Linked DNA regions of Mus musculus: region 1 is linked to region 2. A link is a loop called in an ENCODE intact Hi-C map of the cell type or tissue named here. Cell type or tissue: left cerebral cortex. All regions are shown on one strand. Links, peaks and the distances in the headings refer to the core of each region. The heading gives the core; the rest is flanking DNA.

Region 1 (2,904 bases), core at 155-2,654, 64 kb before region 2:
CATATAGCTAATTGGGTATGGGCCTTTTGCTTTTATTCAAGTGACAATTTTATACAGTGTGGTTTATTTCCAATGATATAAAACACTGAAAAACTGCAAAACTATATGCAGATACATTGATACCATCAGCACTTGACATCTTCTTGCTTACATGACATTTTACTGAGCGTTGCTATGGTTTGAATTTGACCTTAATATCCACCTCAAAGATGGGACCTTTAACGGGTTGCCAAGTCTGAGAATGTCACCCTTAGGAATGGGTTAATACAGTTTAGGGATTTGTCTCCTATGAAAAGGATGCATGTGACCCTTCCACTCTCACTCATATGCTTTCTTGCGTTCTTTCATTTTCTACCATAGGACAGACTTATTTTCAAATTTCCATACTGTCAGCCAAACACATTTCTGTTGGTTATAATTCCAAGCCTCAAAAATTTTCATATAGCAGCACAAACCTGAAGAGTAAAAACCTATTTTCACTACCTTTCCTTGTGTCTCAATGTCTCCACCATAGAGTGGACCAGGTTATCCATGGCTCAGAATCAGAAAATGGTTTGTGTACATGTAAAAATCAATGTATTTTTATTATTATTTGCTAAAATAGGAGCTTCAAAGAAGTGATAAATGACAGCTTATTGCTGAGCCATCTTCCCTTTAAGTAAACTGCTGAGACTGTGACTGCTCTAAGTGGGGCTTACTGGGCCATCCAAGTAGAAGCACAGAAGACAATGGTGCTGAGGGTGATTTGAGCCATGGGGAACCAGTTCAAGAGGTGTCAGAGCAATGTAATAGTGTGTGGCCAAGAGACCAATCTTGTGATATTTTGGCAAAGAATGTGGCTACTTTCTCCCCTGTCCAAAAAAAATCTGCCTGAGGTTAAACTGAATAGTTATGGATTAAGAGCTTTGGCAGAAAAAAATCTCCAGACAACCTAGTATTGACTGTGTGGCCCTGCTTATGGAGATCTATAATTAAGAGGAGCAAGCTAAGCAAGGAAAAATATATAAAATACACAGTTTGAGGAGAAAAGGGGCACCAGGAAGTAGAATGGAGCTAAGTCCTGTGTTCAAGGAGATGACCACATTAAAGAAAAGTCTGATGCTAAGTGGAATAAAGGGAGTGATGACTTCAGGGCAAGATCCCACCCAGCTAAGCTTCCAACCTGTGAAAAGGAACTAAAGGGAAGCTTAGGGTCAGGTGTGGTGTTGCACACCTTTAGTCCCAGCACTCAAATTGGGAGAGGCATGGGAAATTTCAGAGTTCAAGGCCAACCTGGTCTATGGAGGGAGCTCCAGAACAACCAGGTTTAGGCAGTGAAGGAAATCATCAAAATCAGAAAGTGGTGAAAATGTATTTGAAGAAGGGGGTCATGTTCCAGCCCCAGGAAGCAGCAGAACTTGGTGGCTTTGGTCACATTGTTCTGGCTTTAGAGTCAAGGATTGAACAAAGGTTATGAAATATCCCTCCACAACTAAGGACAGGCACTAAGGCCAGGTGTGTGGCAGAGATGTCCCTACACGGAGGCCAAAGAAAGCCACTTGGTGAAGCTGTGAAGGTAAAGCCTGGATTGCTTTGGAAACCCCAAGATGTTGAAGATGCCAGAAGCTTGGGATACCTGCCAAGGAAAGCTAACAGGGAATGGAACCAGCCCAAGAGAAAAGAGGTGTGCTGCAGGCAGCAAAGCTGAAGAGCACTGTGGCATCAGACATGGGGATTCGGAGTCTGGAGTCTGCCTGGCTGGCTTCAGTCCTGCTCCAGACGCTCCTCCTCCTCACTGTGCTCCGGTTCCTCCCTGTCAGAATGGTGACGCACACCTTGCGCCACAGTACGGTGGAGTATGCAATCTGCTTCTTCGTTCTGATTTTACAGGGGTTACACTTAAGAGATTGCTCTTGGTCTCTGAAGAGACTTTGTACTTTTAAACAGTGCTAATACTGTGATAACTATGGGGTCTTTGAAGTTGAAAACAATGAATTTTGCATTACAATATGCCTAAAAACCTATGGGGGCCAGGGAGTGGAATGTGTAGCTGGACTTATTTTTGTGGGTTCTTCTTTCTTCCATCCTTCTCTACCCCTTTCTTCTACCCTTTCAAACGCCTAACAGTAGACAAGACGGGAAAGGGGGCTACATTATCGGTAGACTACTTCCTGCTGGCTAAGAACATCAAGTTCCTTGAGGCAAGTTTGATCTTTGCCATCAGGATATCTAATTTCTTCTTATTTCTTCTTTGCACAGAACTACTTAACAAACTGCAACTAATCAACAACAACCCTGCCTCTCAGGGCCTTAGCATTCATATACCTTCTTTAGAGTATATTCCCCAGAATTCCAAACGTCACACACTCACAGAAACTATATGCAGCTGGCAAAATCACTCTAGAGCACACGGCAAATCAGAGTCAGCTGCTGTGGACAATTTGAAACAGCCCCATATCCCACACCTGGGATTAAAACAAAAAGACATACTTATAATATTTTTGTGTTTTTAAAGAAAGCAAAATTCTCACTACAAGAATGCCAAGAGATCCCATTATAGATGGTTGTAAACAGCCACTTGGTTGCTGGGAATTGAACTCAGAACTTCTAGAAAAACAGTCAGTGTTCTTAACTGCTGAGATATCTCTCCAGGCCTATTCCTAATTATTTCAAAATAATTATTGTCCTAAAATATGCACATAATTTTTTGTTCTTTCTTCTTTTAATAAGTATAAAAATATGTCTTGTTTTGGCTCTTAAACTAACAAGCATCTTGATCCATCCTTATTTCCCATTTTCTATTTCATGCCCTTAGGGAGAAACACTAAAACTGAGGTCATAGACTACTTGTGGCCCCATGCCAGTACTGGCTTCCTGACTGTAAGCTTTCTTTCCTAGCTTGGTGTGAAGATGAAGACATTTGTT
Region 2 (2,904 bases), core at 94-2,593:
CTGGGCCAGCAAAGAAGCAGGAGGGCAAAGAAAAGAAATCTGGAAAGTAAATTCGGGCGGAGAAATCCGGCTAGGAGGCTGCTCTTCGTCTGATTTATCCTGCCCGGATTACAATGCAGTTTGAAAGGACAAATGGCAGATGCGAGGACCTAGCTAGTAGAGCTCTCATTCCACTGCAGAATTTCCCTTCATTTCGCTCCCTCGTGGCTGGGGGGCTTCATTCGCCTAGGACGGGGTGTCTCGGCTCCCCAAATTGAAGGCATGTCCATGGGGAAGACGCAGGGAGCCCAGAAGAAACCCCTGCAATTATTTCCCTCGTAGTTTCACGATATCAAAAAAATACCCAGATCTGGGAGAAAACATATCCAGAGTGCCGGGGGGGGGGGGGGGGGGAGGGCGGGGACTCGATGGGAGCACTGAGGATCAGAACAAGTTCCCGACCGCCGGGAAGGGCGAAGCGGGGCAGGCAGCGGCGCCCGGCCGCCGGAGTAGCATCGCTCCGTACTCCGAGGACAGTGGGGTTCCTTTTAAAGTTTCGCTTCGTTGCTTCCTTCACTCGGATTTCGACATCAACAAATCCTTCCCACCGACTGGGTCGAAAAAGGTGCCTGCTTCCATGGGCGAGTCCACAGCTTCCTCGGAACAATCGCGCGAGGGTCGCTCAGGCCGGGCCTCGGGGCGCGGGGGAGGGGAGGGTCGCGGCGACGCGGCGAGCCCGGGCGAGCGACACGCGGGGAGGTGCGGGGCTGGCCCTTCGAGGGCGCTCCGCCCGCGGCCTCGCTCTCGGCTACTCCAGCCCCTCGCTCTTGCCTGAAGTAAATTCCACCATGAAAACCGGGTCTCCTCCCGTCGATGGCTTGCGGGAGCGAATCACAGCCCCTCTGGAGAAAGCCGCCGCCGCCGCCGCCGCCTCGTTCTCCGCAGCTCTGGGCTCCGGGCGGAGCTCGGGCGTCGCGGGCCGAGGGCGGGGGGCGGCGGGAAGACGGACGTAGGTGGCCGAGGAAGGGGGTGGGCAGCTGAGCTTGCGAAACACCCCGAGCCCCTCCGGGAAGCACCTCCAGCGGTTCCAAGCAGACCAGACACAAAGGGGGGAGTCGCCGCAGCTGCCAGTCTGAGGCGCTCCCGGTCACCGGAGTCGCCCCGCCCCCGCCGCCGCCTCCTCTCAGTCTCCGGCTCTCCAGCCGACCCCTGTCTGTCTCGGGCCTGTGGTGCAGCGCGGGCGGCGGCGGCGGCGGCGGCGGCGGCGCCACTGAGCCGCACTGCGCCTGCGCGCCCGCGGCCCCGCCCGGCCCCGCCCCTCACTCCCAGGCTTGCTGGAGAGTGAGGCCCTCGCGCGGCGTCTCTCGCCTGGGCGCCCAGTGCAGGGAAGGGTTGTCGTGGGCTGCGGGTGGGCAGCCTAGGTCCCTTTCCTCACACAGGCGAACGCTCCGCACGTGGACGCCGTGCGATCTGTTCAAGCGTGTAAGGGAGGGCGGCCACAATCTTTTGTTTAACGTAGGTTAAAGGCTACCCGGGAAGGTGGGCGAGAAGCCTCGAAGGCACGCCGTCGTTGTTGGTGGCGGCGGGCGCATCCTCCTCGGTTTCCCTGAGAATCCCGACCGAGCCGCCTTTCCCAGGAGCCGAGACCCGGGCCTCGTCGGGTCCCCCTCCCGTCGCGGCCCAAACAAAAGCCTCCTGCCTCAGTCATGAAGACCGCGAAGCTGACGTGTGTGCGCTAGTCTGGGTCGGGCTTTCCTCGAACAGCCATCCCCGGGGCCCTCTTGGATGACAAGGCTGCTGAGCAATTGCGAGCACGCGAGACCGGAGAGAAAACTTAAGATCGCACACGCCGGCCTGCTGTGCGTGCGCGTCTCCTGCTCCGCCCGCACCTCTCCTGGGGAGGGTTTTATTCACAAAGGCCCGAGGGTCTTTGCAGGGCCTGTTAAAGGAGAACTGCGACGCAGTGTAGTTGCTTCTAGGTATGGAGTGTGGTCCTAGCTCCTCACTCATCGAATAGAGACAGTCCCGCCAGCACTGCAGTTTCCTAACCACTTTAAACCTCTTTAAAAAAAAAATCTCAATTTGGCTTGATTCAGGCAACCAGGATAGGGAAGGGATCCCCTACAGGGTCAGCCGACTTGGGTGGGATTTTTGCTAGGGGAGAGGGGAGAAGATGACGTGCTTGGCGCCATGATCGGAAGTCTGGGTTTAATTCTTTAACTGCGAGGTGGAAAATTTGCGTGGGAGGGCGATCTTAAGAGGTGAAGTCTAGCCCTCCCTTCTTCTAGTAGGCAGAAAGGTTGTTCTGAAGGCTGGTTTTGCCGGTCTTTCATTGTGGCTAAGGGCAGTTCCAGGATACCTTCATAAACACACTCCTCAAGCCTTACTGTTCGCTTGCTTATTCAAGCCTCCTTTTATCTCTGTATCTGAACGTGATGTTAATAAATCACATTCCTTAAACTGGTTTCTGTTATCATAGTAAATATCTGCTATAATTAAGAGTTGTAATATCTGCCCAGGGCCCTTTTTTAGCTGAAATACTTTTATACTGTTTATCCTTCAGGCAGATATATATGTGTGTGTGTGTGTGTGTGTGTGTGTGTATATATATATATATATATACATATACATATATACATATACATATATATATATATAATACATTTTGAAAAATAAGGAGCATATGCATTAACTCTTTAGCTTGAATACCATATTTTGTTTTGCCTAAAAGGCCTAAAAGGCCTAAAATAAGGATCTGGTATTGTTTTCACATTTAGCTTTCAAGACATGAGATCTAGTTGTCAAAGAAATGACAGATGTTGAAGGTGCAGGAAGTTTATTAGCTGGTGAAATACAATTTTTCTTCCTCGAATTGAGGTCAAGTACTTTATTATTCAATTATTATTTGCATAAAATTTTCCTAAG

The links. Peaks named below come from ENCODE experiments on the same cell type or tissue, not always from the same donor. Only the 100,000 strongest peaks of a DNase experiment are listed, where the experiment ranks them.
Region 1: it touches region 2 in a loop (2.3-fold over the local background); 8 of 42 quality-filtered maps call a loop at or near these places.

The regions. Positions count from the first base shown.
Region 1 is chr1:59,825,551-59,828,454 of GRCm38, reverse strand. The region is part of intron 3 of Bmpr2 (bone morphogenetic protein receptor, type II (serine/threonine kinase)); the gene reads right to left. Among named protein-coding and RNA genes, the nearest start is that of Bmpr2, 63 kb to the right of the region's middle. In left cerebral cortex, for the core only: no CTCF peak of the experiment used is centred there; a DNase peak (open chromatin) is centred at 1,683.
Region 2 is chr1:59,761,747-59,764,650 of GRCm38, reverse strand. It overlaps Bmpr2 (bone morphogenetic protein receptor, type II (serine/threonine kinase)), which reads right to left and starts at 372. Exons shown (of 13, transcript NM_007561.4): 1 at 1-372. In left cerebral cortex, for the core only: a CTCF peak has its summit at 1,149; DNase peaks (open chromatin) are centred at 1,227, 1,295, 1,711, 2,182 and 1 more place; H3K4me3 peaks cover 2,416 bases; H3K27ac peaks cover 2,259 bases.